Regions from separate parts of the Homo sapiens genome. Here region 1 is linked to region 2. The links are chromatin contacts, found by Hi-C or POLR2A ChIA-PET in ENCODE. All regions are on one chromosome and are shown on one strand. The core of a region is the stretch at or near the end of the contact, and the rest is flanking DNA. Distances in the headings are between cores, read along the strand shown.

Region 1 (5,798 bases), core at 1,654-4,153, 75 kb after region 2:
AAATTCGTATTTTCATTATTTTATTTAAAAAGCTTTTCAACATTTCTTACTGCAAAGAAATGACAATTAGCCCTAGGAGACCAGCCCACCAAAGGCGCATTAATGTCAATCTCAAAACAGATAAAAATAGGACCAAGAATGAAGTCAACTGGCAGTACCACTCCCTCATTTAGCAAGTCGGCTTGTTGTTCTGGGTGAGCCAAGCAGGCAAACCCCCTGCTTTCAGGACTTTCACAGTCTTGAGGGGGAAAAAGTAAATCAAGCAAATAATCATCCAAATACTCCTTTTTTTTTTTTGAGATGGAGTCTTGTTCTGTCACCCAGGCTAGAGTGCAGTGACGCAATCTCAGCTCACTGCAACCTCTGCCTCCTGGGTTCCAGTGATTCTCCTGCCTCAGCCTCCTGAGTAGTTGGGATTACAGGCGCCTACCACCACGCCAGGCTAATTTTTCTATTTTTTGTAGAGATGGGGTTTCACCATCTTGGCCAGGCTGGTATCGAACTCCTGACCTTGTGAACCACCTGCCTCGGCCTCCCAAAGTGCTGGGATTACAGGCGCAAGCCACTGTGCCCGGCCCCAAATACTCTTATAACTACCTTTTGCAGTAAGTATTCAAAGTGACAACTAGCGGGTGTCTTGAAGGCATATCAGGGGAGCTTCATTCGGCTGGGGGAGTGGAGACAGCCTTTTGGGGAAAATGACCTTTAAGAGACTCAATGGTCCACAGGAGCCCAGCAGGAGGAGAGGGAATGAAGAGTTTTGCAGAGAGCTGGATGTGCAAGGGCCCTGTGGTGGGCAGGCTTGGTGGGCTGGGGCAGAGGAAGGCAGGCAGGTGTGGTTTGAGGTAGGCCACGGTGGCACGCTGGCTGTGTGACAAGGTCTGCAGCATGCCTGTTTGTATCTGTGTATCACTAGGACCTCCCACTAACTCTAGATCCCTCTCCGTCATTCATGCTCAAAATTGGTCAGTTTCTTCTCTCTTGTTGGTGGTTAGTGACCCCCTATGGAAGTAGGGCCACTCACTCCTGAATGTGAGGTCAAACGTCCTCTTCCCCCAAAACCAGATTATTTCCCTTTGGTTAGGGCAGTGGTATTCAACCAAGGGGCAGTTTTGCACCCCAGGGCACATTTGACAATGTCCAGGCACATTATTGGCTGTCAGAACTTGGGAAGGGGATGCTAGTGGCATCTAGCGGATATGTTGCTAAACATTGTGCAATGAACAGGACAGCTCCCACAACCAGCAATCACCTGGCCCAAAACGTCAAAGGTATGAGGTTGAGAAACCATTTTAGAATGCATTTTTCAAACCGTAAGATGCGACCTGTTAGTGGATTATGAAATCTCTCTCTATTAATGAAATAGAGACCATACAAGGTGGGAGTGCATTACATATTGTATGTATGTTTGCATTATATGAATGTCCACCACACATGCATGTATATTTCTGTATATTGAGTGGCATTGTGAAAGGCATTCTTTATTGCAGGTTGCAGTTTAAAAAGTTGGAAAGTCACTGGAATAGAGAACCTACCAACATATTTCATCCCTTCTATCCTTCCAACTCCACCACGAATCTGCCCTATCTTGGCAGAGCTGTATCCAGAGCCCAGGCATGGCTTCAACTACAGCCTCTGCCAGCCATCCCATTGCAGTGTAAGCTAGAGGTCAAGGCTGTTCACTCTCTGGCGGGACCACCGTTCCCCATGGCTCAGCCTTCACTCTACCTCCAGCCAACTTTTCCTTCTTCCAACTCTCCATAAACTTTGTCTTGACTGTTCCCTGTCTGATACGCCACTTGCCACTTTAACTGGTCAATTCTTACTTAACCTTTGAAGACAAACCTTCAGCCTCCCCTCCTCTGTAGATCCTCAGGGACTTCAGCCCTTGTAGAGTTCACGGTCTCCGTCTCTGTTGTCTGCACAGCATTTTGCGCATCCCTCTGATATAACAGTCATTATCTGGGGTTCACGGCTGGTCAGCTGTGGGCTCACTGCGGGCAGTAACTAGATCTGACTTCTCTTGCCATCTTTGGAAACTAAAAGAGTGACTTATACACATATGAGGTGCTCAAAGGCATTTGACTAATACAGTCATGAATAGAGATTGTTACTTAGAGTCCTTATATTACTAATTATTTTGTAAACTGAAATATATTTTTGTGAGGAAAAACTCTCAATATATATCCTGGATTTTCATTAATGTGCATTTTCTTCCACTTTCAAGTTAATTCTTTTTTTTTCCTGATTATTTAACAAATACATGCCTATTAAAGACAACTTTGGGTAGACCAGAAGGATGTAAAGAAATCCTTCCCCATGAAGGATATATATTATGTAATGTATAAAATAGGTTATATAAATATATAGGTATATATTATATATGAAGTATATATTATATATGAAATATATATTATATATGAAATATATATGAAACATACTATATATGAAATATATATGAAATACATACTATATATGAAGTATAAATAAATATAAAAGTATATACATTTTACATATGTATATGTACGTATGTGTGTATAAGTGAATACATGTGCGCCCATCATCCAGCCCCGGCTTATCAACTGAGCAGTGCCCCTAACATTTCCGTACGTTGCTCGGGGTCAGGCTAGACTCTGCTGCCCCCGTGTGTTCCAGCGCAGAACTGCATAAAGAAAGAGGAGCGCTCGGCCATGCCGCACAGGTCCGGGAGGTTCGCGTTAATGTACCCTGTTTTTGAGCCCAAGGAACAAGTATTTAGTCATGATTGCCACTCGTTATAGGCTCTGTTAACAGTGTAAAGAAAGTTGGAAGTTCTCTCCTGAGAAGAAGTAACTTCAATGCGGAAGGACCCGGGCTTCTCATGTTTCTCTTTGTATCCCGACCGCCGGGAACTGCCTTACCTGCAGCTACAAAGTCCTGCAAGTGAGGCTTAGGTATTTTCAAATAAAATATCAGGCTTGGCGGAGTGGCTCACGCTTGTAATCCCAGTACTTTGGGAGGCTGAGGCCTCCTGGGAAGATCGTTTGAACCCAGCAGTTCGAGACCAGCCTGGGCAATATAATAAGAACCCCTCTTTACAAAAAAATAAAATAAAATTAGCCGGTCGTGGTGGCACCCACCTATGGTCCCAGCTACTTGGGAGGCTGAGGATTGGAGGATTGCTTGAACCCGGAAGTTGAGGCTGCCGTGGGCCATGACTGCACTACTGCACTCCAGCCTGGGTAACAGGGCGAGACTCTGTCTCAATATAAATAAATTAATTAAACAAAATAAAGAATATAAAAGTAAAAAGAAACAAAATATCCAAAGCCAAGACTGCACCACTGCACTCCAGCCTGGGTAACAGGGCGAGACTCTGTCTCAATATAAATAAATTAATTAAACAAAATAAAGAATATAAAAGTAAAAAGAAACAAAATATCCAAAGCCTGTCAATCCATGATGTAAATATCAGGATCTTCTGAATTCCAGTAGCCCTGGACCATGGAGAACCCAGTGAAATTACTCTTATTGACTGGAGCTAGGGCTGTCTTAGTTGGACAGTTTATATTTCAAGCTTTCTATGAGTTTCACAGGTTCCATGAACTTGGATGGATTTCTGTGGATTTGTGCTTATACACTGAAAGTTTTGTGATGTACATTGCCCATCTTTTGCATCTGATTCGATTGTTCTTCTCTACTCATGAAAGTCCTATTTTTCTTCCAGACCCAGATCTTGTGAACTGTTTTCACATTTCCCCATGGATGCCTAGCAAGGGACTGGGACTGCCTGATCCGCTTTGGTCAAGAGCACGTGGGTGGCCTGTGTGCAGGCTTATCATCAATAATTGCAGGACTTGGTGGAGTATGGTTGAACAGGTGCTCAGACTGCATGCGTGTCTAGCGAGGCCATCCTGAAGCTGCATGGGAGTTGTAAAAAAGTTACCAACAAGTTTTTAGTTATTTGAATAGGTTTTTGAATAGATTTGGAATGTGGGAAGCAGTTGCAGAAATAAACGTCTTAATGACTAAATGTAGCTTGCTGTTTTTAGCCCAGTTTCACAGATCACAACTCTGACCATACTAGTGGGTAGTTTATGTGTCTTCTCATGCGGGGAGAGCCGTTCAACTCACTCCTGAGGCTTAGGCCCAGGTTGGAAGGGGACGGACTCCCAGCTGGGCTGTTGGGGTCTGGCCTCCTCTCAGCTTCCTCTGGAGGACAGACACAGCCCTTCCAGGCTACCTTTCCAGACACTGTCCAGTCGAATCCACTTTCTTACTCATGACCCGAAGCAAGCCACTTCAGCTTCTGATGTCTCCACAACCTCATTTGCGAAATAAGGGACTAGGCTGGACGGTCTTTGAGGCCTCATCCAATTCAGAGATTCTGGATCCTGCGTTGGAGAAGTGAGGGAGCCTGGTGTGAACTGGGAGAAGGCAGAGGGTGGGAGTGGGCTGTTTCTGTCGGCTCTCTGAATGGCAGTAAAAGTCCGGGAGGGGACCTTCAGGAGTCATCTCACCTCCTGGAGGTTTTTTTGGGTGTTGACTGTTGAAGGCATCCTCCAGAGTGGTTCTCCATAGGTCTGGAGGCTTGACCTTTGGGGGATGCTTGTAGAAAGCTGGTTCTTCAGTAAACTTTCAGTGCTTGCAAATGCAGACGCTGAGCCAGAGCCCCCCAACACTCAGAGGAGGATCATGCCCAAATGTCCTCAGGTGAGACGTCAAGGAGCACCTCCCACCTGGTGCAATCTTCACTCTGCATGGCTGGTGTCGCCCCCTGTGGGAAACACAGGGGACATGGGAAGCCATGCTGTTGTCACAGGGTTTGCTATGCCATCCTCTGCAGGACGTAACCACCTCTGTAGTAGGCTCCTGCTAAAAGCCAGTAGGATGCTGACAGCAAGTACTAGCAACAAGTGTTTAATCCATATTCCGAGCCTGCCACCGTCTCCTTTCACTGATATGACTCACATGGCTATAGCATCGCACAGTGAAGAAAGCAGACCCTGGCGATGTGGAAAGGAGTAGAATTGACCGCCGTAATCATTAAATGTCACCGTTTAAATAAGAATTGAACGACCTCTCCTTCTGTGGACTATTCACAGACCCCACACACTTGACCTCACTGTTTATTGTACAGGGGATTGAGAACCATCAACAGATGGGTGCAGGCCATATGGTAAAGGGTAGGATAGCTTTCCAGTGGGCATCAGTGCAAGCGGTTACAATTCCAGGCCTCTCTTTGTTGATCAAGAGGATCCCAGCACTTTGAGAGGCCGAAGATTGCTGGATCCCAGGAGTTCAAGACCAGCTAGGCAATATAGTGAAACCCCACCCCTACAAAATATTAAAATATTAGCCAGGTGTGGTGGTATGCGTCTGTAGCCCCATGGTCCCAGCTACTCAGGAGGCTGAGGCAGGACGATCATTTAAGCCTGGGAATTTGAGGTTGCACAGTGAGCAATGATTGGACCACTGCACTCCAGCCTGGGTGACAGAGCAAGACACTATCTAAAAAAAAAAAAAAAAAAGAATTCCATATTGTTGTCTACTTTTTCGTTAAAACACACTCTGCTTCTGCAACAATATAGTTTTCTCCTGCTTTTCTATCTCCTTGGATGAGTCCTCTTTCAGCAATCACATAGATGGCCGACAAACAACAGCTGTAGTAATAATTATTATTATTTATGCCTTACTGCCACTACTCTAACTGAGGCCACTGACATGCTTTACCGTAATTATGAGCACAGCCTCCTCACAGATTTCTGGTCCTCTAGTCAGTCAGCCACCCATCCCAGTCCTGTCTTCACACGGCATTC
Region 2 (6,263 bases), core at 588-3,087:
AGCGCGCCAGGGAGCAGCGCCCGTCGGGAGCCATGACGCCTGAGCCATCGAGGCCGCCGCCTCAACAGAGCGCGCCAGGGAGCAGCGCCCGTCGGGAGCCATGACGCCTGAGCCATCGAGGCCGCCGCCGGGCCGGGTCGAGGCCGCCGCCTCAACAGAGCGCGCCAGGGAGCAGCGCCCGTCGGGAGCCATGACGCCTGAGCCATCGAGGCCGCCGCAGGGCCGGGTCGAGGCCGCCGCCTCAACAGAGCGCGCCAGGGAGCAGCGCCCGTCGGGAGCCATGACGCCTGAGCCATCGAGGCCGCCGCCGGGCCGGGTCGAGGCCGCCGCCTCCACAGAGCGCGCCAGGGAGCAGCGCCCGTCGGGAGCCATGACGCCTGAGCCATCGAGGCCGCCGCAGGGCCAGGTCGAGGCTGCCGCCGCCTGGCCAGGTCGAGGCCGCCGCCGCCGCCTCAACAGAGCGCGCCAGGTAACAGCGCCGGTCGGGAGCCATGACGCCTGAGCCATCGAGGCCGCCGCAGGGCCAGGTCGAGGCCGGCGCCTCAACAGAGCGCGCCAGGGAGCAGCGCCCGTCGGGAGCCATGACGCCTGAGCCATCGAGGCCGCCGCCTCAACAGAGCGCGCCAGGGAGCAGCGCCCGTCGGGAGCCATGACGCCTGAGCCATCGAGGCCGCCGCCGGGCCGGGTCGAGGCCGCCGCCTCAACAGAGCGCGCCAGGGAGCAGCGCCCGTCGGGAGCCATGACGCCTGAGCCATCGAGGCCGCCGCAGGGCCAGGTCGAGGCCGCCGCCTCAACAGAGCGCGCCAGGGAGCAGCGCCCGTCGGGAGCCATGACGCCTGAGCCATCGAGGCCGCCGCCGGGCCGGGTCGAGGCCGCCGCCTCAACAGAGCGCGCCAGGGAGCAGCGCCCGTCGGGAGCCATGACGCCTGAGCCATCGAGGCCGCCGCTGGGCCGGGTTGAGGCCGCCGCCTCAACAGAGCGTGCCAGGGAGCAGCGCCCGTCGGGAGCCATGATGCCTGAGCCATCAAGGCAGCCGCCGGGCCGGGTCGAGGCAGCCGCCTCCACAGAGCGCGCCAGGGAGCAGCGCCCGTCGGGAGCCATGACGCCTGAGCCATCGAGGCAGCCGCCGGGCCAGGTCGAGGCCGCCGCCTCAACAGAGCGCGCCAGGGAGCAGCGCCCGTCGGGAGCCATGACGCCTGAGCCATCAAGGCAGCCGCCGGGCCAGGTCGAGGCCGCGGCCTCAACAGAGCGCGCCAGGGAGCAGCGCCCGTCGGGAGCCATGACGCCTGAGCCATCGAGGCCGCCGCAGGGCCAGGTCGAGGCCGGCGCCTCAACAGAGCGCGCCAGGGAGCAGCGCCCGTCGGGAGCCATGACGCCTGAGCCATCGAGGCCGCCGCAGGGCCAGGTCGAGGCCGGCGCCTCAACAGAGCGCGCCAGGGAGCAGCGCCGGTCGGGAGCCATGACGCCTGAGCCATCGAGGCCGCCGCAGGGCCAGGTCGAGGCCGCCGCCTCCACAGAGCGCGCCAGGGAGCAGCGCTCGTCGGGAGCCATGACGCCTGAGCCATCGAGGCCGCCGCCGGGCCGGGTCGAGGCCGCCGCCCGGCCAGGTCGAGGCCGTCGGTCTCTTCCAGACCCACTCACCTTTCGAGGCGACGGGGCGGAGCCCTGCACCGAGGCGACGTACCGCTCCCCGTAGGCCTTGCTGCAACTCATCGCGCCACCAACCTGGCTCCCGAGATGCGTGAGACCAGCGCTCAGCCCCGCAGCAGTCGCCAATTCCAAGAGGAAAGCGCCTGAAAGCCACTGAGGCAGCGGCGTAGCCGGCGGAGGACCACTGTGACGAACTTGTGTCCTGCGTCAACAGTGTGTGGAACGTTGGCGACTTCGGCGCTCGAGCTGCACTCGGCTGGGCTCTTGGCAGCACCCTGTGCTCTGAGGGTGTCTTGCCCGCCGGGCGCCGTGGCTCACGCCTGTAATCCCAACACTTTGGGAGGCTGAGGCGGGCGGATCACTTGAGGTCAAGAGTTCAAGACCAGCCTGGCCAACATGGTGAAAGCCCATCTCTACTAAAAATACAAAAATTAGCCAGGTGTGGTGGCAGGTGCCTGTAGTCCCAGCTATTTGGGAGGCTGAGGCAGGAGAATCGCTTGAACCCAGGAGGTGGAGGTTGCAGTACGGTGAGATTGCCCCACTGTACTCTAGCCTGGATGACAGGGCAAGACTCCATCTCAAAAAAAAAAAAAAAAAAAAAAAAAAAAAGACTAAACTGTGATTTGAGGCAGCTGAGGAACTAAGAGCCCAGGAAGAAAGGACAGTAATGAAAAAGCCAACAAATGAGACCAGTATTTAGTGGTATTTCCCCTATAGGCAATTATTTATTCAAAAATACAGGAACAGCATTTATTTGCTTAACTGCAGATATGCAAACAAAAAATTTAAATGGTCTTAGTTACTATCTACATGCAGATGCTTCCAATCTTAATCTCTAGTCATGACCACTGATCCTTTTTTGATTCCTTTAATTCAATTTATATATCTCTAAGTGAATATCTTGTCAACACTGACAATCAAGACTAAGATGTATTTATTCTATTCCAGATTCTACTCTAAAAGTCACCAGGAAAAATTCAGCTCCACTGGTCCTGGCTCTAAGTCTACTAGCAAAATCTTCCAGAGAAGTGGAAAAGCCATCAGCCAATGTGTTAGACTATCATTTCCATGACCTTACACCTATCAAAAAGGCACTATTACCAGGCTTATAGAATTCTAAAAAAGTTGGAAACCATTTTCCATTATAAAAGAAATTCTTCCAAATCACACAAAACACTCTGACGCTTCTCCAATTCCCCCTTTCAATGTTCCGCAAATGTGCTGGTTTGAAGGAAAAAAAATTCAATGTGGCACATGTTTAAAAATATAATGAAGACATAGACATTATCAAATACAACTGATAGCACTAACCTTCCCTTTGAACCGTCCCTAAACATCCACACTCACATGTCCTTTAAATACAAACCACTTTTCTCCAGGCTTCCTAACTTGGTAAATCCAGGTACCTTCCCAGGTCGTTCAGAGAATTGGGAGCCTCGTTCCACATCACTTTTCCCCAGCCCAGCAGCACAAAACCAATCAGCTGACAAATTCATTTCCACCTCTCAAGGCCTCTCATATTAATCCCTCCTTTCCACACATATACTGCCCTAGCTCAGACCCTCTCATACTTCTTAAACTGACACAGACAACCTCACTTGGAGGCTAACTGGTCTCCTTATCTTTAATCCCAAAATACACCTATTTACCACACAGATCCAAAACCTCGTAACTCCTTTCTCAAAATCCTGTAATGCCCTGTCAATTGCATTCAGAAGAAAACCACCTTTTCATCCTTTCTCCCTTTAAGAGCACATTGGTAAGAGTGTAAATCCCAGTTCTACCACTTAGTAGGTTTATTTCATTTGTAACCTCTATCTCATTTGTAAAAAAAAAGAATCATAGTACTCTCTTCTCAATAAAACTGTTCTAAGGAAATAATTAATACTAATAAAGCACTGAGAACAATGCCTAGCACATAGAAAATGCCCAAAAAAGGTTATTATTGTTATCCAAACCCTATCCTGCCTCACCCTACAGACTACTTGTACTTTTATAAGTATTTATTCTACAGATTTATTGAGTCCTTATGACTAGGAGATGAAGATACAAATATCCATTAAAAAATGTTCCGCATTATCTAGCCTTCCTGCCTGTGCCTGTGTGGTTTCTCCTTGCCCTGAATGCTCCTTTCTACCTACAGATATCCTACTCAACCCCAAGGTCCAAACGAAGACTGACATGTCTCTCAGAGATGAGGCTTTGATTTTGCCATGTCCTCCCATTGGATGTCATCTTCCCATCAGTCAATCAACGATGGTACTCTCTTTTCCACATTACTGAGTCATGAGTCTTTCTTAAATTCTAATTTCTTATGCAGACAGTACATCAACTCCACACAATTGTGAGATCCCTAGATGGAAAAGAATGTATCATTTCCATCTCTCCAGCACCTTCAAAAAGTATCACATACATCACAAGGGAGGTCAGTGTATGTTAACTGAATCACTTCTGTTTGAAAACATTTATTCTGCAAGTAGAAACTAAAATTAAGTTAACCATGGAAAGAACTAATGTTTAACCAAACTTCTTTAAAAAATGTTAACTTTTTGGCAACACCTAGTCCTTTTCTTACCTCGTCCAATGATCCAAGGAGTTTACTAAGAGGCTTTGGAGCACTAACGCCATCTAGTGGAGTACTGGGCCGAGGCATTGTGTTGGACATCGTCAGAGAGGGAGCTGGCAGTCCAGGAATAAAAACCTTTCCCACCTTTAAGCAATAAAAACATGTGGAAAAAAAAAATACTGCCTTTAATGCATCACATCCTTAAATAAAATGTTAAGGAATATAAACATATATTTCTTTTGATATTTCTAAGTTTATGCTCAACAAACACAGCAAAGAAACAATTCAAATGTCAATAATCTATTGAATTCCACTATCCAACTGTAAATATGTTGGTATAATTTCTTTTTTTTTTTTTTTGAGATAAGATCTCACTCTTTCCCTGTGGCTGGAGTACAGTGGCATGATCTCAGCTCACTGCAGCCTCAACCTACCAGGCTCAAGTGATCCTCCCACTTCAGCCTCCTGAGTAGCTGGAACTACAGGCACATGCCACTATGCCTGGTTAATTTTGTATTTTTTGGTAGAGACGGGGTTTCACCATGTTATCCAGGCTGGTCTTGAACTTCTGGGCTGAAGCCATCTGCCCACCTAGACCTCTCATACCTTAGTATAATTTCTCTTGGTTGGATTCCTTCTCTTCATTACTGAAGACTTTTTTGGAAGGCAAGGAGAGGAATGTTAATATAGTCAACACATTATATAAAAATCTGTACACTATGTACTCTTCTACCTTATTGGTCATAAAGACAGTAAGAACAGCGGCTGGGCGCGGTGGCTCACGCCTGTAATCCTAACACTTTGGGAGGCCGAGGTGGGCAGATCACAAGGTCAGGAGTTCAAGAGCATCCTGCCTAACACAGTGAAACCCCATCTCTACTAAAAATTAAAAAAAAAAAATTAGCCGGGCATGGTGGCAGGCACCTGTAGTCCCAGCTACTCTGAGGCTGAGGCAGGAGAATGGTGTGAACCCGGCAGGTGGAACTTGCAGTGAGCCGAGATCGTGCCACTGCACTCCAGCCCAGGCAACAAGAACGAAACTCTGTCTCAAAAAAAAAAAAAGAATGAGTTGACAATCCATGCTAACCACTCCTTATTTTGGCTATCTGTAGGGTACTTAGCAAAAACAGAAATTCACATCTGTACAGGCTGAAAACTTGATAAGACTAAAAAGGAGATGCTCAGAACTAAAATGAGATCTTAACAATGTACATATTCATGTTAACACACTACTCAAAAGCTAACAAAATAACAGAAGTTGCCCCAATAAAATCCTTAGGCTTAAAAAACAAAAATAACAGTGAGAACTAATTATGCATAATTTTTTAAAAGCTATCTCAAACCCCTAATTTACGAAAAGATGGAATAAGCACATACCATGCTATTCCCTCATTAATCACCAAAAAGAAAAAAAAACTGAATAAAATTTATAATGCAACTAACAGAAGATTCTGAAAAAGTGAAGAAAAGAAGACAAACTGGCTAGTAACCTGAGACCCAGGAATGACCTAATGATGAATTCCCTAGGTTTCTGGTTTTTTTGACTCCTTACATAACCAGGCCTCAGGCTTTCAAAGAGCCTATAACACAGACATGCCAACGTTCACAGACAAAACACGCCCTAAGAAAATCTTAGTCTTTCCAGCCAAAGTGTTGGGAAAAGAATGACCAACCAGGACAGAAACTTTTCACTATATCTGCCCTACTCTTTACAAACACCATGAAAAAAGTCATGGCCGTCCCTTCCTCCTCATCAGGAGGCACAGTGAAAATTTTGAATGTCCCTCGTCTATTTGAGGAAGTCCCCTTCTATTTCTAGATGCTGAGGATTTTTTTAATATTTGATTTTATCAAATATTAAATTTTGATATTTGATTTTATCAAATGATTTCTCTGCATCTATTTAGATCCTTGGTCAGCAAACCATGTTCCATGACCAAATCTGGCTTGTATCCTGTTTTTGTACAGTCTGTGAGCTAAGAATAGGTTTTATGTACTTAAATGGTTAAGGAAAAAATAAAACAGAAGACAAATATGTAACAGAGAC

What was found. A loop is a pair of places that touch in the nucleus more often than their neighbours do. ChIA-PET counts read pairs that join two places held with the same protein, here RNA polymerase II (POLR2A). Pooled maps may share reads with other maps.
Region 1: a map of naive thymus-derived CD4-positive, alpha-beta T cell shows a loop between it and region 2 (6-fold over the local background). The contact joins the enhancer-like site here to the promoter of RGPD3 in region 2. A Hi-C loop is called at or near these places in 9 of 168 maps with a recorded cell type or tissue (CD14-positive monocyte, CD8-positive, alpha-beta T cell, Caco-2 and 5 more), 2 of 37 single-sample maps with no recorded cell type and 20 of 50 pooled maps. POLR2A ChIA-PET finds 5 or more read pairs at or near these places in 1 of 52 experiments (Panc1).

What each region holds. Positions count from the first base shown.
Region 1 is chr2:106,540,286-106,546,083 of GRCh38, forward strand. It overlaps a transcript of CD8B2 not described here. Among named protein-coding and RNA genes, the nearest start is that of CD8B2, 56 kb to the left of the region's middle. Within about 2 kb of position 2,904, at least 2 of the 41 ENCODE cell types and tissues checked have a DNase peak (open chromatin) inside an H3K27ac peak, as active enhancers do.
Region 2 is chr2:106,466,576-106,472,838 of GRCh38, forward strand. RGPD3 (RANBP2 like and GRIP domain containing 3) reads right to left here and starts at 1,838. Exons shown (of 23, transcript NM_001144013.2): 1 at 1,642-1,838. The coding sequence starts at 1,713. RefSeq lists a silencer at 1,109-1,301.